Regions from separate parts of the Mus musculus genome. Here regions 1, 3, 4, 5, 6 and 7 are each linked to region 2. A link is a loop called in an ENCODE intact Hi-C map of the cell type or tissue named here. Cell type or tissue: left cerebral cortex. All regions are shown on one strand.

Evidence for each region. Hi-C counts contacts between places; a loop is a spot of excess contacts. Peaks named below come from ENCODE experiments on the same cell type or tissue, not always from the same donor. Only the 100,000 strongest peaks of a DNase experiment are listed, where the experiment ranks them.
Region 1: it touches region 2 in a loop (2.2-fold over the local background); 13 of 42 quality-filtered maps call a loop at or near these places.
Region 3: it touches region 2 in a loop (5-fold over the local background); 15 of 42 quality-filtered maps call a loop at or near these places.
Region 4: a loop joins it to region 2, with 2.9 times the contacts of the local background. A loop is called at or near these places in 12 of 42 quality-filtered maps.
Region 5: a loop joins it to region 2, with 6 times the contacts of the local background. A loop is called at or near these places in 12 of 42 quality-filtered maps.
Region 6: it touches region 2 in a loop (2.1-fold over the local background); 3 of 42 quality-filtered maps call a loop at or near these places.
Region 7: a loop joins it to region 2, with 7 times the contacts of the local background. A loop is called at or near these places in 11 of 42 quality-filtered maps.

What each region holds. Positions count from the first base shown.
Region 1 is chr11:52,435,565-52,439,564 of GRCm38, reverse strand. No RefSeq gene overlaps it. Among named protein-coding and RNA genes, the nearest start is that of 9530068E07Rik, 41 kb to the right of the region's middle. In left cerebral cortex, a CTCF peak has its summit at 2,080; a DNase peak (open chromatin) is centred at 2,187; H3K27ac peaks cover 295 bases.
Region 2 is chr11:52,763,912-52,767,911 of GRCm38, reverse strand. Fstl4 (follistatin-like 4) reads right to left here and starts at 3,206. Exons shown (of 16, transcript NM_177059.3): 1 at 3,030-3,206. In left cerebral cortex, a CTCF peak has its summit at 1,780; DNase peaks (open chromatin) are centred at 1,771, 2,044, 2,870, 3,289 and 1 more place; H3K4me3 peaks cover 2,793 bases; H3K27ac peaks cover 1,480 bases.
Region 3 is chr11:53,030,178-53,034,177 of GRCm38, reverse strand. All of the region lies in intron 4 of Fstl4 (follistatin-like 4), which reads right to left. Among named protein-coding and RNA genes, the nearest start is that of Gm11186, 88 kb to the left of the region's middle. In left cerebral cortex, a CTCF peak has its summit at 1,611 (motif pointing right); a DNase peak (open chromatin) is centred at 1,619.
Region 4 is chr11:52,532,832-52,536,831 of GRCm38, reverse strand. No RefSeq gene overlaps it. Among named protein-coding and RNA genes, the nearest start is that of Gm30366, 45 kb to the left of the region's middle. In left cerebral cortex, no CTCF peak of the experiment used is centred here; DNase peaks (open chromatin) are centred at 443 and 2,037; H3K27ac peaks cover 1,711 bases.
Region 5 is chr11:52,519,713-52,523,712 of GRCm38, reverse strand. No RefSeq gene overlaps it. Among named protein-coding and RNA genes, the nearest start is that of Gm30366, 58 kb to the left of the region's middle. In left cerebral cortex, a CTCF peak has its summit at 1,598 (motif pointing left); DNase peaks (open chromatin) are centred at 425, 1,081, 1,596 and 3,706; H3K27ac peaks cover 879 bases.
Region 6 is chr11:53,144,784-53,148,783 of GRCm38, reverse strand. The region is part of intron 7 of Fstl4 (follistatin-like 4); the gene reads right to left. Among named protein-coding and RNA genes, the nearest start is that of Gm11186, 27 kb to the right of the region's middle. In left cerebral cortex, a CTCF peak has its summit at 2,283 (motif pointing right); DNase peaks (open chromatin) are centred at 2,293 and 3,357.
Region 7 is chr11:53,252,657-53,256,656 of GRCm38, reverse strand. No RefSeq gene overlaps it. Among named protein-coding and RNA genes, the nearest start is that of Hspa4, 46 kb to the left of the region's middle. In left cerebral cortex, CTCF peaks have their summits at 1,532 (motif pointing right) and 2,085 (motif pointing left); a DNase peak (open chromatin) is centred at 1,533.

The DNA of each region.
Region 1 (4,000 bases), 330 kb after region 2:
AAGTTGCTTTGATCATGATGTTTCGTCAGAGCCATTGTAGCCCTAACTAACACATCTACGCTATACAATCCAGGATGCCCTGCCTAGGGAATGGTGCCATCCACAGTGTCTTCCCACAAACTTACCAACAGGTCAGCCTAATCTAGGCAATGACCATTGAGACTCTGTGCTTCCCAGATAACTCAAGACTGTCAATTTGACAATTAAAAACAAAAAAACAAAACAAACAAACAAACAAACAAACAAAACCTGCCTTTTTGATCATCTGGCTTCCATATTTTATTGTTCCCCAACATGAGTTCTACCAAACTTCAGCTTTTGGTCCCAACCATTCTGTTGTTTGATTGTGAACGGTACTGGTAGGCACCCAACAGGCAGTGCCGTTCTGAATCGTAGAAGTTTTTAGGATTAAGTGAATCACCTGGGATGATGGTGTGGCCCCACTTCCTGTCTGTCCTTTCCTTACTGACTGTAGACACCGTGGGACCTCAGGCTCCTGCCCCGTGTCTTGCCACACGATGGACTCTACTTCCCCTGAAGTGTAAACCAGAATAACTGTAAACCCTTCCACCTGAGTCAGGTATTTGGTCACAGTAATGAGAAAAATTAATACATATTCATAACTTTCTAATATACCTTACCTTTTGCTCAATTGATTTTTATAAATTTTGACACTTTTTTTTTTCTTGGTGGGGATGGAGGAGTCAGAGGACAATTTGCAGAATTCAGTTCTCTCCTTCCACCATGTGGATCCCCAGGGAACGGACTCAGGTCACAGGCCTGGCTGCCAGCACCTTTACTCACTAAGCCACCTCATGGGCCCAGTCACTTCACCTTTGCGTGGTCACTGTCTTCCTTCTTCCACTAGGATGTGGATTCCCTGGGGATGGCCAGTTGGTTCACACCATTTCCCAGCACTTAGACCGTGCCTGTCAAAGTGCAGTCTCCAACCCACAGTGTTCACTTGTCACTTGCTGATGTGGCCATGCCAGGATCTAGTCTGCACCTGGGACACCACCTTCTATAAAGATGAAGAGGGAGTTCCAAAGCAAGTCTGCTCTGAACCACATGACATAGAGAGCCCCCATCTTCAGGATGGAAGCCATCTGGGTGTCCCTTCCCAGAATGGCCTTCTTTAGAATCTCCTGCCCACTGCCCACTGGTGCACAGCAGGGTCCTTGGGACACAGAGCTTCCCACTACCTTGGTCAGCTCAGACTGTCATACATAGCAAAGCACCAGACCAAGGGTTTCAACAAAAGCTTGATTTCTCACCGTCCTGTAAGCTGCAAGCCTAGGGTCACAGTGCCAACAAGGCAGCTCTTAAGAGGTTTTCCGGGCTTGCAGGAAGCCACATGCCATTTCCTCTCACCTTTGAGGGGGGGGGGGGGCTCTGGTTTCTCCTCTTAGAGAGCACTGTCCCTGGCCCGAGGGTACAATCCTCATGAGCTCAGCTAATCTTCCCACTATCGCCATGTAAAGAGGCCAGAAGTCAGCACTGGACTCTGCACGGCATTCAGTGTGCTGCAGCCTCCTGGAAACACCAGATGCAAAGGAGAGTACTTGATAACTGTATGACGTAGGAGATGGGCCACGAAGCGTTTACATTTATGCCACACTCAGGTTTTGGCCCTCTCTCTTGATGTCCTTTGCCGCCGGGCTCATCTATATTTCTGTTAGCCTGTCTATAGTCGCCAGCCAACAAGATCTCCCTGCCCCCCAAGAATATCACCATACAAACTCACAGACTAGGGAGGGCCGGCTCAGGTCTGGATATATGCTTGGCAACAAAGCACAGTGGTACAATGTTGATGCAGATGTTCTGTTACCCAAGGAGACCCACTTGGGCCATAAATCCCAGCTGGAAGATGCCCAAAGGCTGGAGGGGCCGTGTGTGGGGAGCCACAGAGCCACGTGAGTGGGTGCCAGGGCCAAGCAGATTGTCCCCCAGCGCCTGCTTACAAGGCAGCCCATGCAGATGAGCTCTTTATAGACATAGATTCTGCTTCCATACAAATGTCTGCGACTGTAGCAAATAAGGACTGGGAGACACAAAAGCCTACTCAGTTCTGTGGAAGGTGCCGCCTGGTGTTTGGAGGCGTCCCTGAGAGCTGTGTTAGCCACCTGTCAGGAGTGGTGAGGGAAGCAGACGGAGCTCTTTGGAGAAGCATCAAACAAGTGTGGGGTGAACCTGCAGGGAGAAGGTAAAGCAGTCAGGCCTTGGGAGCTGTGGGCGGGAACGTGGGCGGGAACCTAAAGATCTGCCGCTGCTCCAATGGGCTCCTGGAGAAGTTCCATGGCTACAGGAGTCAGCTCCCTCCTCAGCGTGCTCCCTCAGCACCTGTCGCCTAGGGAGCTGTGTTTTGTGGGTGGGTGGATTAGTTTGCTTATGATAGGGTCTCACTATGTAACCCTGACTAGCCTGGAACGCTCTATGCAGACCAGCCTGGCCTCAAACTCACTGCGATCCCGCCTGTCTCTACCTCCCGTGTGGGGCTGTATTAGTAATTTACTCATGGTTTCTGTTTGTAACAAGACACCTGGCAAAAGCAGCTTAAGGAAGGAAAGGTCTACTCTGTCTGAGTGCAGTTCCTGGAGAGAAGCACAGCAACAAGGATGGGAGGCAGCCAGTCACACTGTGCCCTCGTGAAGGAAACAGGGATGAACGCTGGAGCCCAGCTCAACCGGTTCTTTTTATTCAGATCATGATCCAAGCTCTGGAGAAGGTGCCAGTGACATTCAGGGTGTCTTCCCTCTTCGTCTAAACCTTTCTAGAAATACTCAGAGAAGAAGCCAAAAGAGTGTTTCCAAAGGTGATTCAAACTCCAGTCAGGCTGACAGTGATGATTAACAGTCCCAAACAGCCTTCCCAAAACCATGAAGAACCGGAGTCCAGACAGACTATGGCCGGAGCTCATGCTGTTACTCTCTGGTTTCCAACCAGGTCCTCCCCTCCTTAATATCATGGGCTGGGAATGGTGACCGACATGGGGCTTTTGCTGAAAGGAAGAAACCATGACATCCAAGTTATCCACTGTGGGAAGGTTAATACCAGGATAAAGAGGGGGAGGCTGGCTTTGAAGATCTTAAATTAAAAGACAATAAAGGACACAAGGAAGTCAGTGGAGATCAGTAAGATGGCTCAGCAGGTATGGGAGCTTGCCACCAAGACTAAAGATCTGAGTTCGATTCCCAAATGCACTGGATCGGAAAGAACCAACTCCGGCAAGGTGTTCTTGACCACCATATATGTACTGTGCCACGGATGTGTGTGCACACACACTCACAAACTCACACACACACTCGCACACACTCACAAATTCACACACACTCACTCACATACACTCACACACACTCACAAACTCTCTCTCACACACACAAATAAATATGCTAACAAAAAATTAAATAGTTTTGGATTTTTAAAAAGAGCCCGCTTCTGCAGCCTCTAACTCTCGATGATCCAGCCTCACTCTCCCAAATGCTGTGAGCCCCCACGTACGGCTGGATTATTTTTTCTTTCAAGTGAAAAAAAAGCTTCACTGTCTTCCTCCACACCGTCAGCCTGTGTCTCCTTAAAGCAACAACCTTTTTTTTTTTTTTCTGGCTTATTGATTTGATCAGTATTTTGTGCCTCTCACCCTGACCTAGGCATGTCTGGGGGGAGGGGCTATGTTGTGGATATAAGGGACAGAACTTCTGTCCTCCTGGAGCTTATGATCCAAAGACATTCTGAGCACACACACACAAGTAAACACATGGATGTCAACACCAAGGTCTCCACTCCAGAGAGGAGTGAGGGATGTTTGAATGACAGATGAGAAGAGGGAACACAACAGCTTTGAGTCATAGGCAGGTCACTTGCACTGTAGCTTGAGGAAGGACAAGGTCCCCATCAACTATGTCCTACACCAGAGGAGGCCATGCTGGTGACAGCTCCGGATCACCATGACCCAGCCCGGGATCACAAATAACGGAGGCTCGCTCCCCTTTGCCCACAGTTC
Region 2 (4,000 bases):
TCTGCCTGATGTTGGGGGAATGGGGACTGCACAAACTCAACCTGAAACCAGTGGCTACATCATAATTTCTGCTGAAAGGTTTAGACTCTAGTTTTGATTTGCGTGTGTTTTAGGAAAAAGGAAAAGCACGTCAAATTTCCCCAAATAGCCCCAAAAATTCCAACCTGGAGAAGATAAGCATCTACCAAGCTAACTGCAGCACAATGTAATTAAGTGGCATCGTATTTTCTACGTTTTTGTTACATTTATTTATTTGGGTGTGTGTGTGTATGTTTAAAAGTGAGAGAACAGCTGGCAGAAGTCTGTTCTCTTCTTCCACGTGTGGATCTTGGGGCTCAAACTCAAACCTGAGAGCATGTGCCATTACCCACTGAGCTATCTCATCTGCCCTAAGTTGAATTTTCTATTGATTATGAACTCCTTATTATCCAACAACTGGTGAATTGAAGACCTAAATACTTCCATGTGCAATGTGTAAATTGATGGCATTCATCTTGGAACTGAAGTTTTACACATTCACCTACAGCTTCTATCACCCTTATCTGTCCAACCTTCAGATAACTCCTAAATATGTCCTTTAAACCGTGGTTTTCCCATTATATTTGATGTTCCATGTCTTAGTATTATTCAGTAAGAGGCAAAACACTTTAAGAGAGACACTCTCTTGAAATACCTAATTTCATCTTGTTTGGAAAAACATGGTAACTACACATAAGCAAGAAGGTGGGACTTGGAGAGAAAAGATACCTCCAGAGGTAGGGTAGACACTTGGGACAGGTTTGTGAAAACGTAACCATTCAATACCAGTTCCCGGAACAGGCTATTAAGTCAAATAGAAGACCATCACATGAGGACACAGTAAATAAACCGGTCCTCCAATTCCTTAACAGAAGGAAAAGCACAGTGAGTGACCCAGTCTCTCCCTCCTTCTCTCACCTACTGGGCACAACCAGGGGAATCAAAGTCCTGACATTGCCCAGTTCAGCGAGCTGGTCTCACTCTGGGAAAGGGGGTTGGGATGGGGAGAACCTTTCTGCAATTAACAAAACTTGGTGACATCAAATTCTAAGAGGAAAAGTAAAAGCCCCCGGGACAACATAATTAGGACTGCTAACACATGGACCCTTTCCCTGGATGACCTTTGGTTCAGGCTGAAGTCTTCCTGGGAAGAGTGAGGTATTGGGCCCCATGATAGGAGGAAGAAAGCCAGCATTCAGCTGACAGTGGCAGAATAACCTGGGCCTGAGGTCCCTTCTCACACAACTGAAACAGGAAGTCACTGGGTTCTGCCAGAGAAGTGCTGGGGCTATGATACCACACAAGTCCTAGTCACTCCCCGACTCGTTTGCTTTCCACACCAATGTCCACACCAGAGCCTATCCTCAGAGTCAGAGGGACCGGAACAGATACTGGCCAGTATCAGGGACGAGAACAGACTGTTAAAATTCTCCCTTGCATCACCAGTGGCTGCTGGGCAGGAATATAACTTGAGGGCTTTCTGGAAAAGTCCTGACGTCTTCTTCATTCCCCCCCCACTTTTTTCCTCCTTAGAAAATGCCAAGGGGTGTTGTTCTCTGTACGGATTTTTTGGCTAGCAAGTACCCCATTTCTGTGTAAGGCATATAAAGGGGTGGGTGGATTTGGGTACCTCGTGGCAGGGGAGGGTACCTAGTACAATTCTTGGAGCACAGGCTTGCAACAGATTTACTAGGACAACAGACCAAAGCTACTGGCGCTGTCTTTCACTCATGGAAAGCTCGATAGAAGCGACACCTAGAGGGGACGGAGGGGAGACTACCGAAGCGCTATTCATCAGTGTCAAGAGACGGTTATCTGGAGGGAAGTCCTCTAGGCAGGGCAAGGTGGACCAGCTCTGGGAGAAAATGCAGACCTGGTGGGGGCGAGGGGAAACTCCCAGAGAACTCTGAGCTGACCAAAGGACAGCATAGACGCTCGCCAAATTCTGGGCACCACGAGCCCTACCGACCGCTGCCAGTCAGTTTCTTCCCTTGCAAGTTTCAGGACAGGAAGTCCTCAGGTGGCAGACATAGGGGAAGCCAAGTGGGACACGGCTTTGTCAGCTGCAGAGAGTGCTCAAAGCCTCGTGCTGCAGTGCTACCCAAACTCCAGGCGACATGCGCCCCAAGAGCAGCGCTCTGCCTGCGTTTCCCAGGTCTCCTCTGAAACTTAGAAATGGTCTCTCTTCCTTCGGTGGAGCAAAGAGGGGCCGAAGTCAGTCAGCACAGTTGCTCTTAGCACCTACCCACCCACCCCCAACCTAAATATCCTCAGGACAAACTGCTCCCTAGAGACTTCCCAGTGGGTTACAGCAGCTGCTTACTGGCAACAACTGTGGCCTCGCAAGATGAAAGCCACAAGGTCCCCAGGGCAGGGTTCTGCTAGGATGCCCTCTTCTTGAGCTCCTTACACTGAGGGCCATGGGATAACGAGGGCCAAGAGAGGCGCAGATTATCTTTGGGCTGCGACAAGGGGACGCAAGTTTCCCCGCAAAGCGGAGGGGAAGAAGGTGCAAAGGATGCCCGCCCCGCACTCTAGATCCCAGCCAAGGGCACAGGTCTGAGCCAGGGTCTGTCGCTAGGGTTTGGCTGAGGCCATCCGGGGGTTCAGAGCCCAAGAGCGGCGCCTGCAGGGTCTCGGTGCGGATCGCGAGCTTCGGGCTCAGCCAGAGCAGTTCTGCGTGGCGCCCCGCGCGCCTATAAGGATCACTCCGTTCCCCACCGCTGATCCCCGGGTGTCAAACCCCATGTACCCCAGCTTTAAGCCCCCAGTCCTAGCGCATCCAGGGTGGCCCTGCCGAGTCCCGGCCCTGTGGTCCCGTGCCCGTAGCCAGGCGCGCAAACTTGGCTCTCCAGGCGTGGGCAGTGAGAACCTGCGAACGCCCGCACCGGGCCCTGCAGCGAGCTGCGGAGCTGCGGGCGTCGGGACCCGGGCGGAGAGCAGCGGGACGAGCTGGCGGCGGTGGCACGACTCGGACACCCGCATCTTCTCCGGAGCTGCGACCCGCTTACCTACGGCGGCCGGGGCCGAGGGAATGACCAGGTGGCCGGACTCGGGTGGAAGGGAGGGAGCGCCCCGTGGCGGCGACAGAGGCGGCGACCCGGACCCCGCGTCCTCGGCTGGGTCGTCTCCGGCTGTCGGCTGGTCCCCTGGCGTGCTAGAGATAGTCCAAGCTCCAGCTCTCCGAGCCTCCGCCGCCCGCCGCTGTGCCACCGCTGCCGCGGCTGCCCTATTTCTGCCGCCGGGACCGGAGCCCGTGACGTCACCCTCCGGGCCCCGCCTGCCCAATCGCCGCCACCTGTGCTCGCCTCCCGCCTGCTTGCGGGTCAGACCCCGCGGCAGGTGTAGAGCAGCCCGGCGCGCAAGCAGAGCGCGAGGATTCCCTGTTCCCTGCACCACCTGGGCCAGACAGCTCTCTTTCCCCTGGCTCCCAGGAAGCTCAGCAGGTGACAACCCCCTGCCTCTGTTTTCCCACTTACCCCTCCTCTCCTCTAAGCTCTTTTCCGGGCCAGCCTCCCCCAAGGTTGTGCTTTGCTCAAAGCGCAGGATTGCTCTCAATCAGCGGCCATTTCTCGTGAAACCTTACGGGGTCGGTACATTGCACCAAGAGAGATGTCCCTGAAGCAATATTCAGGGAACACTCCTCCCTGCATTGAGAACCAACTACCTGTGAAAGAGCAAAGTTTTCTTTACTCCCAACTAGAGACGCTTACAAGATTCCCAGGTGACATTTGCCAAGCCTGACCAGGCTGAGCCGGGAACGTGTCTTGTTCCTAAAACAAGACACTTTCCTCTCCTGGGCCTAAGACCTCAGCTTCCTGGCTTTTCCATCTCTTTTCTCTTCTCTTCTCTTCTCTTCTCTTCTCTTCTCTTCTCTTCTCTTCTCTTCTCTTCTCTTCTCTTCTCTTCTCTCTTTCCTCCACAGCTCTTCATATGTGCTCAGCTAAATTGCAAACACCTCTGTCACTTTCGACCTAACCTC
Region 3 (4,000 bases), 270 kb before region 2:
CTCTAGTGCTGAGACTAGAGACTACTGATCATCCCTGAGGTCAAGTGTTTCTGGAGGCATGAGGTGGGTTGTGAGTAAAGCCTGTTGACTCAAGGCCTGGAACCTCGGGGTGGGGGTGGGGATCACCGAGCGTGTTTCTACTTGACATCGAATCCTCTAGTCAAGGAGACATCAGCTGTGCCGTGCCAAGGGCCTGGCTGCACACTGGCCCTTAGTTAAGGTCCTCCTGTCCAGACTTGAGGTCCCTGTGGGGCTTATCCCATTAGCAGACGTGGGAAATTGGGCAGTTATGAGGCTAGTGTCTAAATGAACCCTGAAGAAGATGCTCCATTTTTTTTTTTTTTTTTTGCCACTTAATTGAATTTGTGGCAGTAAATCTTTGAGTCTTCTCTTAGCATTCAGAATTTCAATTTACTCCATGGATTTTTGTGTTCAACCCCCAGTGAAAATGAGCATTTGTGCCGAAAAGCTTTTAATCAACCCTTCTCAAAATGTCAGTCCCCTTATCTCCAAAGCCCACTGCAATCTTGGGGCCTATGGTTTTAAAAAGAGCTCCCATGTACCGCCTCTCCCTCCCAGCTCCTGGCGTGCTTTATCATGGCTTAATCAGAGTCGTTTCTGACATTCATCCCTCTCCTAATCTTCTCAGATTTCTTCTTAAGGTGAGTTTTCCACTTCAAATCCAGCTTTGTGGACCCATTAATATTCCCTGAAGCCAATGCCCACAGACAAGGACTTGCATGCAGGAACTCTGGCGGTGTGGTGTCCTCTCTCTTAGCACGCAGGTTAATTGTCCAGTCTTTAATTAAATCATTTTCCTTTCACGTTGTTTGTGGAGCTACATGGTAAATTAAGCTGTAAACCTGTCTTTGCTTTATGAGGATGGAGTTTTACACATTCTTGCTTGCTTTTTTTTTCCTCAAAGACTGACTCTCTGTGTGTGTGTGTGTGTGTGTATGTGACCATGCACACATGTGTGAGTATATATCCAGGTGTGCATGTGTGTGAGAGTGTATGTATGCACACATGTGTTTGTGAATATGTGCATGCCTGTTTGTTTGTAGAGAGGCCGGAGAAAGAAATCAGGCATGTTGCTCCATGACTCTCCATTCATTCCTTTGATGCAAGTTTCCCACTGAACTTTGAGCTAGGCTGTTGACCAGCAAACTCCAGCCCCAGAGTTCCTTCTCTTTCCATCCTCCACTGCAGGGAGTGTGGCAGGCAAGCATCCAACCGCACCTGTAGTTAGGTTACCAGGCCTGCACAGAAGGTGTTCTTGCCTACTGAGTCATCTCTCTAGCCAGGCCTTGATTCTCCATCCTCCTGCCTCAGCTTCATAAGTACTTGGGATTATAGGTCTGATCCCCTAGGTGTCTGATCCATCAGGTCTGAGCAAAAGCTAATTTCCAGAAAAATAATTCTTAATAGGAAAGGACACACATTATATGGAAAGAAAGGAATAAAATTTTTGGATTTTCAGTGGCAAACATTTTACTTAGTAATGATTTGGGGAAAGGCTCTTTTCCATACTTTGGGGCAGAGTGTAACTGCCTCTGGAAGCATTCCTAACTGAGATGGTAAACAAGGCAGGCCCTCCCGCTGTCCTGGGAGCAGCCACCAGGGGGCAGCATGTCTCCCACCTACTGATCAGCTAGCTAATCAGCATCCCTGCTGCTCCGACCCTGTGCACCACAGGACAGCCATGTTCTCTCTATCGATTTCTCCCCAGGCCTTGGATTTGGATGAGCCCTAATCAGTGGTGTGGTCTTCAGTCCTTGCTTCTTGATTTGTCAGGAGAGTGAGTTATCTGAGCTGCCGCTCTCTGTGATTTGTAGGTGGGAGAACTTGGCTGCACTGCTGTGACCTTTTCAATATTCTGTTATTAGAGGGGCTGGCCATTTCAACTTCCTCCTGAACAGAGCATCTTCAGAGTGTGCTGAAGAGGAAGAATGGCCAGTTAGTCAGAGCGCTGAAGGCTGAAAAGGTTGCCATGGTGGGTGGGGTGTGGGGGTGCTGACGGTCACCATCTGCCTTGGCATCCTGCAAAATGCAAGGCTCCTGACCCCCAGGGTTCCATGGGACCCACCAAAGCAGTGGATTCAATCCTCAGGTCCCCTTCCTTGCCATGCAGACACTGCCACTGCCAATGTAAACAGGCAACCCAGGTGACTCACTGTGGCCTGCCAGGTCCCACGCCCTCAGGTTCCTTGCTGACGCCTCATCTGCCATTAACTTTCCTATCACTTCCGGTGCTCTAGCCACATTGGCCTGCATCTGCTGCCTTGGACTTGCAGGCTCCTCCCAGTCCTGGGGCCTTTGCATGTGCTAAGCTTTGCTTAGAATCTCTTTCTCCAGGTCTTTGGCCTGGCTGCTTTCCCTTCAGCACATAGCCCAGGCTCCACTGTTGTCTCCTATTCCATACCTCCCTCCTTATGGAAGCAATACTCCACTCGCCTATCTTCCTTTCTCTGGGTACTGTGTGCTTGTGCACAGAGAGGCCAGAGGTCAAGGCCAGGCTTTCATTGATTGCTCTTTCCCTTAAATTTTCAATAGTGCAATAGTGGAGCTCGCTGACCGGCCAACAAACTCCAGAAATTCTCCTATCACGGTTTCCCCATGTTGGTGTTACACTTGGCTTTTTACATGGATGCCGGGGTTCCCAATCCAGTCTTCACGCTTGGGTTATAAGCACTCTGACCATCCTCTCCCCAGCCTTCCTTATAGCTGTTTAGTACCTATCACATTAGTCTCGTCCTCCATGCCTCTACCTCAGCATCTTCACATGCACGCCCCCTGAGGGAAGAGAATGGACTGCAGGTAGATAGCGTCTGCTCTCTGTGTCCGCATGGCTTGGAGCAGCCACAAGGACACAGTGGGTCCTCAGAGTGTTGATGAGTGAAAGTTATGGTGCAGTTGACTGCAAAAGGAGATACTAGTTCCAACTCCTCTCTGGTCACCCAGCAGATGTCCTTCTTCCTGCTTCCCAGGTCACTCCTGTCACCTTCCTAGAGGACCTATTACATATAGCAAGGTGACAAATGCCAGGTGAAACCCAGCACCTAGAATCTAGACTCACTGCAGTGATTCAAAGTATTAGCACATGACTCATACATTAGTTTCTACCCCCCCCCTTGTTTGTTTTATTCAAGACAGGGTTTCTCCATATAACCTTGGCTGTCCTGGAACTCACTCTGTAGACCAGGCTAGCTTCCAACTCACATAGATCTGCTTGCCTCTATCTGAGAGCTGGGATTAAAGGCGTGTGCCACCACTGCCCAGCTTAGAAGTTTCTTACACATATGGCAGGATGATCATTTACAACAGTGCAGCCATCTTCAGGATCCAAATATTGAGCCCAGGACTGCTTAGAAACTCCCCCTGGCTGAAGTTTGGGTGGATGTCCCTACAAAGCGGAATAAAGACGAGTCCACAGCCCTGTCTGGTGCTGTATGGGGTCACAGGTGCTGTTTCTGGAACTGTGTGGAAGATTTGGGCCAGAGGGTCTACCTGCAACCCAGAAGCACACATGGGGACAGCCACAGGGCAGCTTCTCAGTTTTCAAGAGATTTTTGAAAAGTAGCCTTGGGAAAGTTTATGTTTCATTTTATTCCTGTCAGACCCTGGGTTTTAGGGTATCCTAGGAAGGCCATTTCATCACCACAGTGTGCGACATTGTTCCGTCCCACTCTACAGTATGGAGGACCATTTAAACAGCTGCAGCATGTCCAAATTTTCTTTCCTTAGCTCTCCTGCGCCTGGAGGATGAAAGATGCTCAGAAGCATGCGGAGGCAGCGCTCCCCGCCGCTGTGGGGTTTTCTGCTGTCGACCACACCAGAAGTTTAGAATCAAACATCAGGAATGGAGAAAAGGAAAGGAAAGGCAATGGTTTTAAAGAGCCTGCCAAGCTCTGATCCTTGGGAGAGAACAAATCAAACAATCTCACTGGTGACAGGGATAGACCTGAATAGAAACCAAACACAATTTCACATTCCTCTTTGC
Region 4 (4,000 bases), 230 kb after region 2:
TGTCACAGCGGAGCACAAAACGGGAGAGGAAGAGGAGGACATGGATAATGAGGATGAGAAGGAGAAAGTGTGTGTGTGTAGGAAGTGCTGCCCAGGGCCCAAGCTTCCTAGTAGCTGCTTCTCTTGTTAGGCCACTATCCCTCCAGATACCAGGTGAGCCTCTACCATCCCTGGCTCCTCCTTGGGACACTAACCGGGCACTAAGCTGGTCCAGCCTCCAGGGAGCGCCCTCTCCAGCCCCAGGATGCAGCTCCTTGAGAGGCTAGAAAACCTCCTATCTAGGATCCAAAGCCCTCCAGCCATAAGGCCAAGAAGCTTTGCCACTCTCAAGGATACCACAGAGCACTGAGTTAGTCTCCTCACACCCTGCCTGCCTTCTTGTTCCTGAAGAAGATGCCTCAGGCACTTGGCACCTCCCAGCCCCTTCCCCCATCCTCATACCCACACCCACACCCTCACCACAGCAGGAATATGTAGACTTCAAGTCCTGAAAAGAGCCTCGTCCATGTTCAACAAAGAAAAAGGAACCCCTGGGCCCTTGTACCCTACATAGGAGAATCTGATATCAAGGCCCATCTGCCCATGATCCCAGAGTGGGTGGGGGTTCAGTAAGAGAGGCCATTTGGGGAGCCTTGTCCCCACATCACCCTGGATATGGGTTCTTCGCTAACATTTCTTGGCTGTTGCAGTTAGTAAAATAATTCATTGCTTTCCCTCCCAGCAAGCAGCACCTCTCAGCCAAGCTCTCTGGGAGATATGACAGCCATTTTCCCCACTCCATGTTCTCCCTTAACTGGTCCAAGTGTCTGAGGACAAGAAACACGCTTTCTCCAGCTCCTGTCCCAAACTACCTCAACATGCCAGCTGGACTCTGGAGCCAGATGCCAGTCTTCTGAGATGCTCGGGTCTGGCCATGTCCCGACCCCACAACATTTCTTCTCAAAGTGCCAAGCCTGCATGAGACAAACCCGTGCCCCATGCAGGAGAAAGGTCCCCACCTGCTCGTTGTCCAGCAGTGTTCAAACTAGGCATCACCTCCTTTTGGAACCCCTCCCTTAACTGAAGCGGGTGTCCCTCTTCTCCAGACCAAAGCACTCTTTTCCTCCCTTTCCCTTGGCAGGGTTTGCCACGCCACCAAACTGGGGTGTGACCTGGCATCTGTGTATGACCAGGGAATCAGACACAGTTTGGGTCTATACGGTCTGGTTTACAGAATATTTGAGCTGCCTTCTTAAATCCACATGGCCCAGGGCACTCATACCCACAGACACAAACTCAGCCAACACCCTTCTGAGTCGCCACAGGAAAGACCCGCTGATGGAGCAAGCCTTTGAAGTTCAAAGAGAAGACTGGCAGGTCCCTCCAGCCTTACTGAGGACCAGGAGTGTAAACAGACCCTTGCAGGTACCATGTTTCCCCTCCCCCCTCCCCAAACACCCCAAGAAACTTATACAGCCTTCTCAGGGAAGAGAAGCCAGCAAAAAACAGCAACTGCCTCCCTGACAGACAGCCCCCCCCCCTCCGCCCCCGAGAGTTCTAATGGAATTAAAATAATCTCGCCACAGTGCCCCGACCCCAGATAGGCACCATCCATGAAGGCAGAGCTGCTAACTGCTGCTTTGAAGACTCTTTACCCAAGAGCTATTTGTCCTCTGTAAATGGGATTTTAGGTACACGGCTGAAAAAGGAAGGCGATGGCCTCCAACGCCTCAGTGTGTATTATACATTAGATAGATATTTAAAAATAAATAGCGATTAAAAGGAAGGCTATAAATGACGGGCGAGAACTCCAGACCCTCCGAGGCCTTCATGCAAATGTCTCACTACTCTCTCAGCTCCAGAAATCTGGGACAAACTGTAATCATTTCTCTGATTTTTAAAAAATGTACTGATCCAGCTGCTTTGGAAGAGCCGGGCTGTCTCAGATGAAGCCGGGGTGTGAGCTGGAATGAACATGATGGGGGGGGGGGGGGGGATCCCAGAGCCAGCCTAGTGAGAGGGCCAGTGCGCATGCTCACCAGTTCTCTTTCCAGCCTACACCTGTTGTCTGGAGTGCGGGAGATTAAACCTGGAGACACGCACTCTGCTGCCCGTAATGACTCATTTTCAACGTTAGCATTGGCTATTGGCAGCAGCGGCAGCAGCGAGGTCGTTGTCGCAGTCATCATCATCATCGTCATCATTGTCGTCATCACATCTTTGGACTTAGGGCTGGTTAGAGTGTTAGCTAGCCTTTTGTTCTAAGCCTTTAATCATCAACATAAAGATAACCCCATGGACCTTTTCTGTGCTACGTTTTCCAACCTGCCCTTTTGCAGAGAAACTGAAGTTACCACTTTAAAAGACCCGGGGCGGGGGTGGGGGTGGGGGGGCATGTGCAAACCTAAAATCCACACACTTTATTCAGATTTTTATTAGGTTTTTGCCTATTGTGTTCCTACAGGGGGTGGGTATGAGGAAGTCAGAGGACAACTTGTAGAAATCTGTTCTCAAACACAGGACAAAGAGCTAACGAAGGTGCTTATTAACATATCAAAGTGGACTCTGGTTGAAGGTTTCCCAAAATCCCTCAGTCCCCACCCCTTATATAGGATCCTTCTGGCTGGCATACCCAACTCCCTACCCTAACTTCTCAGCCCAGGGGCTGAGTTGAGTTTTCCCTTCCCACAGCTTCTCTGATTCCTATCTAACTCAGACATGTTGGTGACTTGGCCCTTTGACCTTTTATCACCTTTTGGCCTCTTGTCCACTGCTCCAGGTTTCTCTCTCCCTTTCTCCTCTCCCCATCCCCTCCCTCCTTCCTTCACATGTTCAGTCTGGACCCTTTCAGAGCCTCTGCCTCTGCTCTTTCTCATGTCTACAGTAAACCTGTACCGTACCTGGGAGCAGTCATGGCCTCCTTTTTACTATTTCTTTTTCTGTTTGTTTGGATTTTTTGTTTTGTTTTGTTTTGTTGTGTTTTATTGTGTTGTTTTTCAAGGCAGGGTTTCTCTGTATAGCCCTGGCTGTCCTGGAACTCACTCTGTAGACCAGGCTGGCCTTAAACTAAAAAAATCCACCTGCCTCTGCCTCCCAAGTGCTGGGGTTCCATCATGTGGATAGAGGGATCAAACCCAGGCTGTCAGGCTTGTCAGCAAGTGCTTTTGACCCACCCGGAGCTATGGCAACAGACCTAATTTTTAAAATGTGCTCCTTTTAGCAACCTCCCTGGGGCTACCCGAGGCTCTCAGCACTTGGCGTGTCTCCAAGTATGTCATGTAGCCATGAACCCACATTCACTCACCTCCCTACTTGCAGGCTCCCTGGCGGCAGGGACTTCACGCTCAACATTTAGCCTATAATATAAAGTGACTTCTTACCTGTGTTCACTGAACACTTGGCCCATGCTGAGAGCCTCAGGCACTACCTGGCTAGAACCTAGGAAAGGCAGCTAGCTCTCCTGTGACCACCATCCTACACAAGTGAGGCCAGGGCCAGCTGGGAAGACTCTGCAGTCCCTTTCTTTGCTGTGTAAGTATTGAGGCGTTCTACCCTTCACCCTCACTGACTGGCTCAAGGACACACTATTGCGATATAGCCATATAAGTGAGGCAGGGTGAACCACAGACTCTAGGACAGACTATTGTTATAGAAGGTTCAGGCTCGAGGTTCTGGGGGACACTGACGCAGGTTGTCCTTTTGGGTAGAAGATTTATTAGCATGGTTATTAATGCCATAGACAGACATGACCAGGGCTTGGGGCAACTCAGACCCATGAGGCAGAGTGGAAGGTCCCTCCTTAGGGTTCACAGAAGGAAGGAGATGTTTCATGTAGTCAGGCTATCTTTGATCCCCTGGCCTGAGTCAGGGGAAGGGGGGGGGGACTTCTTGCACTACCGGAAGGGGGTGTGTAAGTAAGAGAACATGGCGGGGAGAGAGAGGAAAGGGAATACCCCATTTAGTTGTACCCATTACAGAGGCTGCCACGGAATGCGCCCACAAGCCATCAACTGCCACCAAG
Region 5 (4,000 bases), 240 kb after region 2:
TGTACCCCGAGAATACCCTTAGTGTGGAGACTCTCAGTGTGAATACTCAGTGTGAATACTCAGTGTGAATACTCAGTGTGAATACTCAGTGTGAAAACAGTCTGAGCAACAGTTCCTTCAACAGAAGGCCCTCTCTACCCTGCCTCCCACTCAAGTCCCAGGTTCCCGTGACCTTCTTGCTGCTGGGACAGCCGACCTGAGCCACATCACATTTCCTGCTGGTTGAAGTGATATCTATCGGTGGTCAGAGAGAATGTATCTCTTTCCCTGTACAGGAAAGAAGAAGCCCAGAGATAAACTCCTTCTGGAGACAAGACCACAAGAAGCTGGTGGCTTCTGCAACTGGGTCACTAACAAATGGAAAGGAATCGAGGAAGTCCCAGCCCCCTGGCACTGCTGATGCATTCATAAACTCACAGTAGCTGTGGATGCTTGACCAAGCCAGTCAGTATTCCAGCATGTATGGGGAAGGGGAGATGAGACCCTACCCTTAGCTGAGGAGCTATTGGCAGCTGATGGCTACCGGGAAAAGAAGAATCATCTTTCTTCAAGGATATGAGCCCCTGTAGGTTCTCCATGCTCCTAGTCTAACCCTGTCTTTCTGGCTACTGGTCCCATAGGTTGAGAGCCTCTGCTCAGCCAGGGGACTGATGCTATCAGCGGTGCCTATAGAAATCAGAACCCCTGTGCCCTAACCCATGGAGCCTATGGTTTAGCAAAAAAAGGGCTTAGCAACAAGGCCGAACTCAGCCTGGGAGTTGGGGCAGGGCCTGGTTGCTTCTCCCTCTGCCCAGTCTGGGGAGAAGAGCAGTGTTGCTACCCTACAGTCTCATGCACACACATGCATGCACACACATATCCCTGAATCTTCAAAGATGTCTTTCAACTTTGTAAAATAATGAAGTTCTATCCCATAAAAATAGCCCATTGGCTTCAATCTGCCATTATATTTTTCCTGGGACCCTGGGTTGAACGTGAGTGTAATCTGTAAGATAATGTAAGCACTAATAATGTTTTCCAGAGATGCATTCTTCAGCCTAACAAATGCAAACTGCTATTAGGAGTGCGTTTGTTAGCATTGATGAGGCCTAGATCACCAGCTTTGGCAGCAAGATGAAAACAGGCTGATTTTTTTCCCCTTCTAAGCTGTTCAGCTTCTGAAAAAAAATTAGCATAATGTGTTGAATGTTCCACACAAGTCTAAATTAGTCTTAAAAACTCCTTTGTGATTCTTCTCCCATTAAAGACTTTAAATATCGTTATCCTTCTTTAATAGAACAATTCATCAATGTAGTCCTCTAAAAGGTAAGCAATAGAGATGGATTAGACAAGGGAGTGTGATATAAAGAACACTCCTGCAGAATTAATATGCTAATACTGTACCAGGCACTTAGTAGGTGCTTAATAAATGGATATTCTTCTATTCATTGACTGAAATTCCTTTGTGTTTACAGAGTCAGTCCTTTTGGTCCTGTTTGAAGATTTTAAAAGACAGGAATGCGTAATCATCATTTTCCATTTTATTTGAGGACTTGGAAGCTCCCAGGAAAAGCTTTTTCTTTCCACACTTGGGCCTCAGACTTTGACATAGCGCCACCTACTGCCAGAGCTTGGCCATCTTCTCTCAAACATCCCCCAAAGCCCTTCAAGAATATTGAGGCATTTGTTTGCCAACATTATAACAGCTGGTACTATGTGGGACAGACCCTACTGTGTGGGATAGACTCTACAGTGTGGGACAGATCCTACTGCGTGGAACAGACCCTACTATGTGGAACGTAGGACCTACTTTGTGAGACAGACACTACTGTGTAGAATAGACCCTACTGTGTGGGACAGACTGTAGGCATTTAAGTATGTCCAATGAACAAGAAACATGACCAGAGATTCAAGAGTAAGTGGGCTGATACCCACCCCAGAAACAGGCACCCTGCATCCATTTTCCTCCTTAAGTAGGCAAAGCTCTCTTTCTCTCTCTCACTCTCTCTCTCATACACACACACACACACACACACACACACACACACACACACAGAGCCCTCAGGCCTCACTTGGCCTTGACTTCCTGGTGTTGGAGCAACAAAGTCTGGCCTCTGGTCATAAGAGCAGCTACAAATTGGAAAGCAAATAAAGACTTGGGCAGGTTCTCAACTCAAGATTGCTCTCCGTACTGCAAACAGGTTGTATCCCCATGTCAACCGGAGATGCAATTAGGCTTATTGATCCAACTGCAAAATGGGCATTGATAAATCAATACAGTGTAGATGCCATAGATAAACCATGCACGTCGTCAGGAGGCACGCGTGTGTGAATGCTTCGATGCGGACTGGTACTGGGGATCTCCCTCCTCAATATGACTGAGAATGCCGAGCCGTTAGGGTGTGCAGCAGCCTGATTTGCCCTAAGTTATTGCTACTCTCTCATTCAGTCCATAAGTAGTTTTTGTATGCCTGGCTGTACACCTGGCCTGGGGACATTGGGACAACTGAGCCTCCCAACTATTCCCAGGGACTCGTGACCTAAGAAAACCTAGCAGAACCGTCTTGTGACGTGGGACATCCTAGTTCAGGAAAGCCTATGTGGTGTGCTTGCTACACAGGCTTTCAACTTTGGTGATGGAAGGGTCCCCTGAGAGAAGCCTTTGTCCTGGGCTCAGCTTTACAGCTGAGAACTCGGAGGTTTGGAGAGCCTTGGGGTGTGGGGACAAAGAGGTGGCTCTGATCAAATATGAGGGCCTGAGCCCTGATCTGGGACATCCATGTAAAAAGCCAGGCACCATGAAAACTCAGCCCTAGAGAGGTAGAGAAGAGAGGACCCTGGAGCTTGCTGGCCAGTGTACCCAACTGGTGGGTGAACTCTAGAGTCGGTGAAAGACCCTGTCTCAAAATTAATGCGAAGGGTCCATGGGGTAGCTCAGTGGGTGAATGTGCCTACCCTCAAGCTGATGACCCGAGTTTGATCCCTTGGACCAACATGGTGAATGAGAAAATTCACTCCTGAAATTTTGTTCTCCATCCTCCATGCAAATACTTTGGTGTGTGCATATGCACACACACACAATAAATAAATAAATAAATAAATAAATAAATAAATAAATAAATAAATAAAATGTTTGTTGACACCATCAATTTACCACTGGCCTACACATATGCACGCGCACACACACACATACACACACACACAGAAGCTGGGTGAATAAACAGATAACAATTTTTGAATGAGATTTGAACCCAGACTGCAAGTTTTAAAACCTATACTCCTCCGTGACAGGGTCTATACGACCAATATCTTGGATCTGATCTTGGAACAAACTTACCTACGAGCACAGACATCATCCCGCCCCAGGGCAGCCAAAAACCCACCAACCACAGAAGAATGGGAGCGTATGAGGGCAGCACTATCTGACCTTAACAGCCCAGGTCTGAGGCAGCCTTTAACAGGCTAGGAGACTGGGTACACTGCCCAGCACCTACCCATCCATGGCCACCATTCCCCTTAGCATTGGTAGCCCAGTGTCATGCAGGCACTATGCACTGGGAGGTCTGGCCCAGATCCCAGGCCCACCACAGGATGTAAAACCAGATTAACTTCAGACCAATTAGGGTGATTTTGTTCCTCCTGTTGATGGATGATTTAGGAAGAAATACAGGACAAAGTTCTGGCCAAGGAGACATTGCTCAGAACCACAAGACTGCTGGAGGAGCAGCCGGGAATGGTCTCTTAGCACTTAAATAGAGATGCACAGACCATTTTCATCCGCCAGGCTGGCAAGACACCAAGAGGCTGAGAACACATTGTGTTTGTGTGGGGAAGCGGGTCCTTTAAATATTGCTGACGGGAGCATGAACTGTGCAGATCCTAGGAAGGGCAATTTGAAGATCGCTGTCAAGGTTACTAATATACATCCCTCTTGCCTGCGTCGTTCCACCTCTGGGAATTTATCCTACAAGAATGCTAACATAGTCGCAGAATTGGTTATAATAGCAGATTGAAAAACAAC
Region 6 (4,000 bases), 380 kb before region 2:
ACCTCCTCCTTTGTCACCTCCGTGACATCTTCCGCCTCCAACTCCCTTTAGGTCCTGGAGACGCTGGCTTGTTTCACAGGAATCTCGCTCACCTGGTACAAGGCTTGATTCTGGAGGGAGGACCTTGTTGAGAGCTAGGGCTGACAAACCTTCTTAAAGGGCTAGGTAGGAACCATGTCAGCCTCCCCAGTCTTCTGGTTTCTGTCAACCCCTTGACTCTGCCATGATAGCATGATAATAGCTGAGAAGACATGCATATGAATGAGTGTGGCGTGTTTGGCGGCATCTACGGACTCCAGTTTGCTTAACCAGGGTTCAATTCCATCCAGATCCCAAGTGCATATGGGTAACTTATGGGGTCAGAGTCACCCAAGGGAAGAGAGACAGACTGATAGGAACAGCGAACAAATCAAACCAAAACAAGGCAGGGTGAGAGAGCAAGGCAGGACGAGACAGAGACAGACAGACAGGCAGGTAGGCACTTGCGCGTGCACACACACACACACACACACACACACACACATACACACACACACAGACACACACACAGAGTGAGAAAAAGAGCGAGAGCCAGGGAGAGAGAGCGCCAGCCATTCCCAGGGTTTCCACAGGAAGTGACCCAGAGTCTCAGAGAGGTATGAGGAGGAGTTTAAGGCCATCCTCAGCTACATTGCACATTCAAGGCCAGTCTGGGATATAAGAACTCATATTTCAAAGGAGAGAGAGAAAGAGAAAAAAGATGCTTTTGGGCTAACTTAACTCAATGAGGGATGAGAGAAAGGCACAAAATAGTGACAGGAAGGTTGATAGTGAACATGGCTCCTGCTTTCCAAATTAGTAAAAAAAATGGCTCACCATGCTCTCATCTTGGAGGCTTCTGGAATGCTGCACCCTGACTGTGAAACATCACTTTGCTTAAAAGAGTCCATTCCTACTGTTCCGTAGAAGCCTCGGCCATAAAGAACACAGCAGATAGCTGACTTATCCTGTGTCACAACAGCCCTAAGGGCTCACCCCTGAGTTGCTGATGAAAAAACTAAAGGCTGATCAATACTGAGATGACAGATTTCTGTCTGTTTCCTGAATCAGAATATAAGTGTATTGCAGCCCCTTCTGTGTGTGTGTGTGTGTGTGTGTGTGTGTGTGTGTGTGTGTGTTAGGGCACGTGTAGCTCATCATTAGGGGGAGCAGTGGGGAGGGAAACTCAATGCTCCACATGGTCAGATGCAGTCAGACTCCACCCTAAGGCTCAGAGCCAGAGCCACTTGCTGGGTCTAGTGCAGGGTTATTTGAGTTTTTCTTCCTTCCTTCCTTCCTTCCTTCCTTCCTTCCTTCCTTCCTTCCTTCCTTTCTTTCTTTTTTTCTTTCTTTCTTTCTTTTGTTCCTTCTTTTTTTTTTTTTTTGGTTTTTCAAGACAGGGTTTCTCTGTGTAGCCTTGGCTGTCCTGAAACTCACTCTGTAGACCAGGCTGGCCTCGAACTCAGAAATCTGCCTGCCTCTGCCTCCCGAGTGCTGGGATTAAAGGAGTGCGCCACCACGCCCAGCTCCATTTGAGTTTTTCTTGACCCTCCTCGTCACAGTCTTTTTAGAGTCCTTGAAGGTAATCTTAGGCTCCAGTGGTCCCTTCCTATGGTCCCCACTTTGTCAGGGTTGCTAGTTACCCATGTCACAGCATTTTGGAGGCTTAGAAGGTGTCTAGGTGAGGTGGCTGTCTAAAGTCAAACTCCCAGGGATCACCTGAGAGTGGTACCCCATTAACGTCAGCACACAGAATTCAAGAGGTTACTCGAGTCAGTGGCTAGCTCCCCACCACGCCCGATTGCCAGTGTTCTATATCTAGAGATAGTTAGCAGAGAAAATAGTCAGGAAAAATGCTGCCTGTCCAGACTTGTCAACATTCCCTGAAGAGTATAACACAATAACTGTTGAGCTAGCCTCTACAGCATGCCACACCACACACATTATGTAGAGATGGTTCAGGGGCGGGTATGTATAGGCCTGCAAATGCTGTCCCATTTTATATGAAGGACTTGAACATCTCAAATTTATATCACCTAGTTTTATCTTCTGGGAAAATGCCCAAACATACAGACACCCAGTCCCATGGGGGTAGTCTGTAGGATCTATTTGAAAACACCTGCTCTCTCTTACAGCCTCTATCGTGACACCCTGCACCCAGCCACCTTGGTCTCATCTGTGGAGCAGAGACCCCCTACCTGTCTTCCCTGCAGTGTGCTCACCCACATGGCTTCCCACAGAACAGGTTTTTTTCAAGCAAACGCCAGAGGGCGCACATCCTCACCTGGCCTGGGGGACAGTGACAATGCTGCCCTGGCCCTCCCATGGCTTCCCACTCTGCCCTTGTCTTAGGTGCCTGCCCATCCTTTACAGGATGACTGGAGTCTTCCACTTGCAGTCCCTGTCCTCCCTGTCCTTCCAAGGCTGTCACTTATCTCTATCTCCTCCAAGGGTGCTCACCTCTCACCCGACTGCCATTCCAACCCCTTCTTCTCTTCTCTGCATCACAATGCCTTGTTACTATGTTTGCCACCTGTGAAACCCACTCAATTTAAGCTGCACAAGGAGGAGGGGACACTTAGACTCTGTGGTCCCTGCTGTGTCCCCAGAGCTGAAGCCAGCAGTTCACATTCTGTGGTGTTTATTACAGTCGCATTCTGACTTTCTGGGATGGAGTCTGGGTGTCCCACTCTGGCCTTCATATCTGATTAAGTGTTGATTAGCTGTGCAAGGTCAAAACGTGGGATCGGTCACAACAAAGGGGGTGGCAGAAGGACAACTGGATTGGTCCTAAGTATTTGTGCATATGTACATTTGTGTACGTGCAGATACATATAGGGGTAAGAGGTCCACACAGGGCGGCACCTAAGGATCTCTGCATTGGCTTGCAGCTTGCTGATGTGGCTGTACTAGCTGGCCAGGGAACCCCAGGATCCTTCTGCCTCTTCCTTCCCAGCGCTGGGATGACAAACATACACTCCACATGTGGCTTCACCCATGGGCTCCAGGGGTTGAACTTAGGTCCTCATCAACCTTAGACACTTTGCTGACTGAGCCATCCTCCCGTATAATTCTGTTCCCACGCCCTGCCTAACCCTTCTCTGTGGTGTAGCCCTCCGAGGGACTCAGTGCTTCTACATCCTCCAGGTCAGGGCTTATCCTTCAAGGATAGACTGGAGGTTTGTCTCAGGGCAGCAGCAGATAGAAATCCCTGTGCAGAACCCCAGACTGTTGACTGTGCACCCCTGAAAGAGTCTTTAGCCTCCGCCTGCTTCTCTTGCCTCTCAAGAACAAGTCCTTGTTTCCTGTAAGAGGAGCATACTCCTGGAGTAGTGAGCCAGTGGGAGGAACTGTACCAGCCTGGAGGGGACCAGAGAGCTGGCCAGATGCTTCACAGCTCTTTTGTTAAGTACAGAGCACATCGCCGCCTGTGGTGTCAGCTCAGGGAGAGCCCGCCTCTGTAATAAATAAAATAATCTCTCTAGGCTAAAACAATAGACATCATATAATTACAGAACGAAATGCATATTGTTTTCTGGATATGAATACTGGCTGCAGAAATCAAATTACCTCATTGGATGTGAGAGAATTACTTTAAACATTGATTTATAAGAAGCTACATAAAACTAAGCCTGCAATCTTTCCTCTTCTGAATGCTTCCTGAGATGTGTCTGAATACTGCTATCAATGCTTGATTGCATCTCTGTAATTGTTTTTTAATGGATAGCTTTTTTCCTCTGATACATAGAAATGTATTAGCAAAATCAAAGTTCCTTCCAGAAATAAACAGATGCCAGATTAGACCATTCTTTGTATGGGTGCACATCCATTTTGGGGGGAAAGAGACAATTTTACTTAAAGACATGATGTTTGTCTATTAAAAAGCGATTTTCTAAGTATTTGCCCTTATTAGAGAAAGTAATTAGATGAGACTTCAGTATTAAACAGTAGTTAAGCGAGAGGAGGTGGGGGATGCTTCCAT
Region 7 (4,000 bases), 490 kb before region 2:
GTTGTTGTTGTTGTTGTTGCTCATACAAGTACCTAACAAAAGCAATACAATTAAGGAAGGACTTTGATGGCTCACAGTTTGAGGGCACAAGTCCATCCTGGTGCGGGTGGGGTGATGAGAGCATGCAGGAAGCAGAGCTGAGTCATGGGTCACCCCACTCTGCCCCCTTTCCGTTCAGTTCAGGGCCCTGGCCCATGGCATGGTTCTGCTTGCTCTGGGGCAGGTCTTCCCTCTTGAGTTAAACCTCAGGGAAATATTTTCACAGGTACATATTGGTGTGCCTCCTAGGGGGTTCTAAATTCCGTTAGGTTGATAATCAAGAGTAGCTTTCACAGGAGGTTTTATAGTATCTGAAACATCAAGAGGCCCATGCAGTGGTCTGGAAAGGCCCTTGCTTGAGTGATGGGCCTTGCCTCTGTGCCTGGTCTCTCAATGAAGCAGCGACTGGAGTCCAGGTGCCTCTCCGTGACTAAAGAGATGCGGTATTTTCAATGGCGACAAGAATAGCCACCAGTGCTCTGGGACTCACTCCACAACTCCCCTTTCTGGATGGGGAAAGGGTCAAAGCTGGTGCTCGTTATAAGCTCAGTAGCATAGCTGACTTCTGGAGAGCCACGTGTCTGCCATAGTGGATGAGGACTTTCAAAAAGCCACCCTCAACATGGTGTTACCATAGTCGCTTCAAATCTGTGGGGAAACCCACCTAAGACCCTTCGAACCTGTGGTGGTGCTAAATCCTATGTATATTAGATTTTCTCCTATACGTACCTTTGATAAAATTCAGTGCATAAGTTAGGGAGGGTAAATCAGATGTGATTTCACATGCCTATAGTCTCAGCTATAGGCAGACTGAAGGGCAGGGGATCAGGCATTCAAGGTCACGGTAGTTCCTTAGTAAGTTCTAGGCCAGCCTGGAATCTATACGGCTTTATTTCAGGGGGAAAGAAAGGGCGGTAAGAGATGAACAGTACTGAGAGAATGTTGAGATGTTCTGTCTTGTATATAATAGACACTATAGGCTGTACTATATAGTGTACTAGTATGCTGTATATTAGTGGAGTACAGAGCACACAAGGCTGGGCAAAGGGATGGGTGGTATCCTAGGAAGAATTGAGCCATATAACATGAGGTTTCTGCACACTATTGAGGGTAGTATGTAATTTAAAATTCACGAGTTATTTCTGGAAATTTCCACTTAATGCCTTCAGATCATGGCTAACTGTAGGGAACTAAAACAGGAAGTCAAGGCCGTGGATGAAGGGGCCTACTGGTTTTGAAGTAGCTCTCATTTCTTTTGTAAAGCTTTATTCCATCTATTTATTTTGTGTGTGCACTGCACACTTGTGAGGGCCAGATACACGTTTTAGGAGTCAGTTCTCTCCTTCCACCATGTAAGGTGTAGAAATTGAACCCAGGTCCTCAGATTTGGGGCAGGTCCGCTCGTCATCTCACCAAACCCAGTTCTCATTTCTTAAGTTTCTTCTCCAGCCAGCTCTGGTCTTCTGCGAGCTGCAATGCCAATGCTGCCACATGGGGGCGCCATCGTTCTTTCTTTGTTATGGTAGGTTGTTGCCAAGCAGGTCAGAATCAGCACACCATTCAGACTTCAGGTTTGGAGAAATTTGGAGAAGAGAAGGTGGCTCCTCCATCTTTGGGTTAGTGAAGTAAAGCCAAATCAGTCTGGTTCCACACAACAGCTAGACGTGAGAGTGTTAGTCACTAATCTGTTGTGTTGTGATGTTTCATCCTCACCGTCAACCTGACGGCTTAGAATCACCTAGGAGACACACCTCAGAGTGCCTGTGAAATTGTTATCAGAGATGTTCACCTAGAGAAGGAAGAGCTCCCCTAAATGTGGGTGGCACCACCCCATGGGTCTGGAGTGAATTAAAAAACCAGCAAGTTGAAGGCTGGAGAGATGGCTCAGCAGTTAAGAGCCCTGGCTGTTCTTTCCTGAGGATCTGGGTTCCAGTCCTAGCTCCCACACAGTGGCTCACAGCCATCTGTAGTTCCAGTTTCAAGGGATCCAGTGCCCTCTTCTGGCCTCTGTGGGCACTGCACACATGTCATGTAGACATAGACAGGCAAAAACACCCACATACATAAAAATAATAAAGACATGTTAAAAAAATGGAAAAATGCAGATCGTGGAGACTGGGGAGTGTGGTTCAGTTGGTTAAAATGCTCGCTGTGCAAGGACGAGGAGCTGAGTTCAATCTGCAGAACCTGTGTAAAAAGCCAGATGTGGCGGTGAACACCTATATCTTAGTGCTGTGGTGGCAGAGGCAGCAGATCCTGGGGCTTGTTGCCCAGCAGCCTAGCCCATTTGCCACGCCCTGGGCCTCAGAGAGAGAATGTGAGTTGAAAACCAAGGAGGATACCTCCTCAGGAAAAAATAGTACCCAAGGTTGACCTGTGGCTTCCACGTATGCATGCAATTCCCCACCAGGATGGGCAGCGCCCTTAACCAAACCAACCCTTCCTTCCAGAAGTTGCTTCTGTCAAGTACTTGGATGCAAGTAACTAAGACACACCTAGAGATCTGACCACTAAAGTGTGGTGTTACTGGGTAATAACGAAGACTCTTGCACTGATGTTAACCTGGGGTAGACACTAGGGTAAACACTGAAGAGTCATGGGATAGACAGACACTGGGGTGGACAGACACTGGAGTGGGTAGACAGACACTGGGGTGGGTGGACAGACACTGGGGTGGGTAGACAGACACTAGGGTGGACAGACACTGGTGTGGACAGACACTGGGGTAGTCAGACACTGGGATAGACAGACACTGGGGTGGACAGACACTGGGGTGGGTAGACAGACACTAGGGTGGACAGACACTGGGGTGGACAGACACTGGAGTGGGTAGACAGACACTGGGGTGGGTAGACAGACACTGGGGTGGACAGACACTAGGGTGGGTAGACAGACACTGGGATAGACAGACACTGGGGTAGACAGACACTGGAGTGGGTAGACAGACAGCAAGCAGCATATACAGACACCAATATACCAGGGTTGACAGAGACTGGCATAGACATTTATGCTACCTGGAATCAGCCTGAAACCCTCCCCTGTCTCAGCAGGTCCCAGGCAGTCCCGAGCTTCCACAGCTTCAGGAGAACCTTCCTTCCTGTCTCTAGCAAGCCAGGGTAAGTCCTGAGAGGGCCCAGCAACTGCAGAACCCTCCCCCTGGGAGAAGTGGCTGTTAGCCTCTGGGCTGGAGTTGAGCTACTTTCTGTTCCTTCTGTGACACAGGACTCTATCCCAGGGCTTCACGTGCACTAGCTAAGAACCTTTACCAACTGAGGTACAGGCTAGCCATTTTATTTATTTTGAGACTGGGTCTCATGTAACCCAGGCTGGCTTCAAACTTGAACTCAGATCCACTAGAGGACTTTGAACTCAATCTGCCTCTATGTCCTAAGTGTTGGGATCCTAGTTATGCACTACTCTGCCCAGTTTATGTTGTGCTGGGGACTGAACCCACGGCTTCATCATTGCTGGGTTAGCAGCCCTACCACCTGAACTACCTTTGCCGCCCCAGTTGTCCTTTCTAACCGAGCCTGTCGTCTCCAGCGTTCTGACTCAGGTACATACATAGTAAGCCATCCCTCCCTCAAACTAGAGAATGGCTCTCTGGCATGAGGGATCCTGGCTGCTCAGGGGCTGTTCCTGGGTCAGCTGGCCACGCCACACCATTTCCATTAGTTCAGATCCAGCTTCAGCCTGCTCTATACAGCTTTCACAGATGCTTTCGAAAGGAGCCCTAAATCAGAGCCAACTCATCAAGTGGCTCTGACTATTAACAAAATTGCTTCCTGCTAATTTGAGTTTACAAAATAAATGGCTCCTGACAATCTGGCAGGGCTGCGTGGCGGGCACCCCACCCACCATGTGCTTTGGGTACAGGACAGGGCATCCACAGGGGAACAGGGGAGCTCTGGCCCAAATGCCATGGCAACCGTCAGAGAGGACTTGGGGCTATCACAGATAG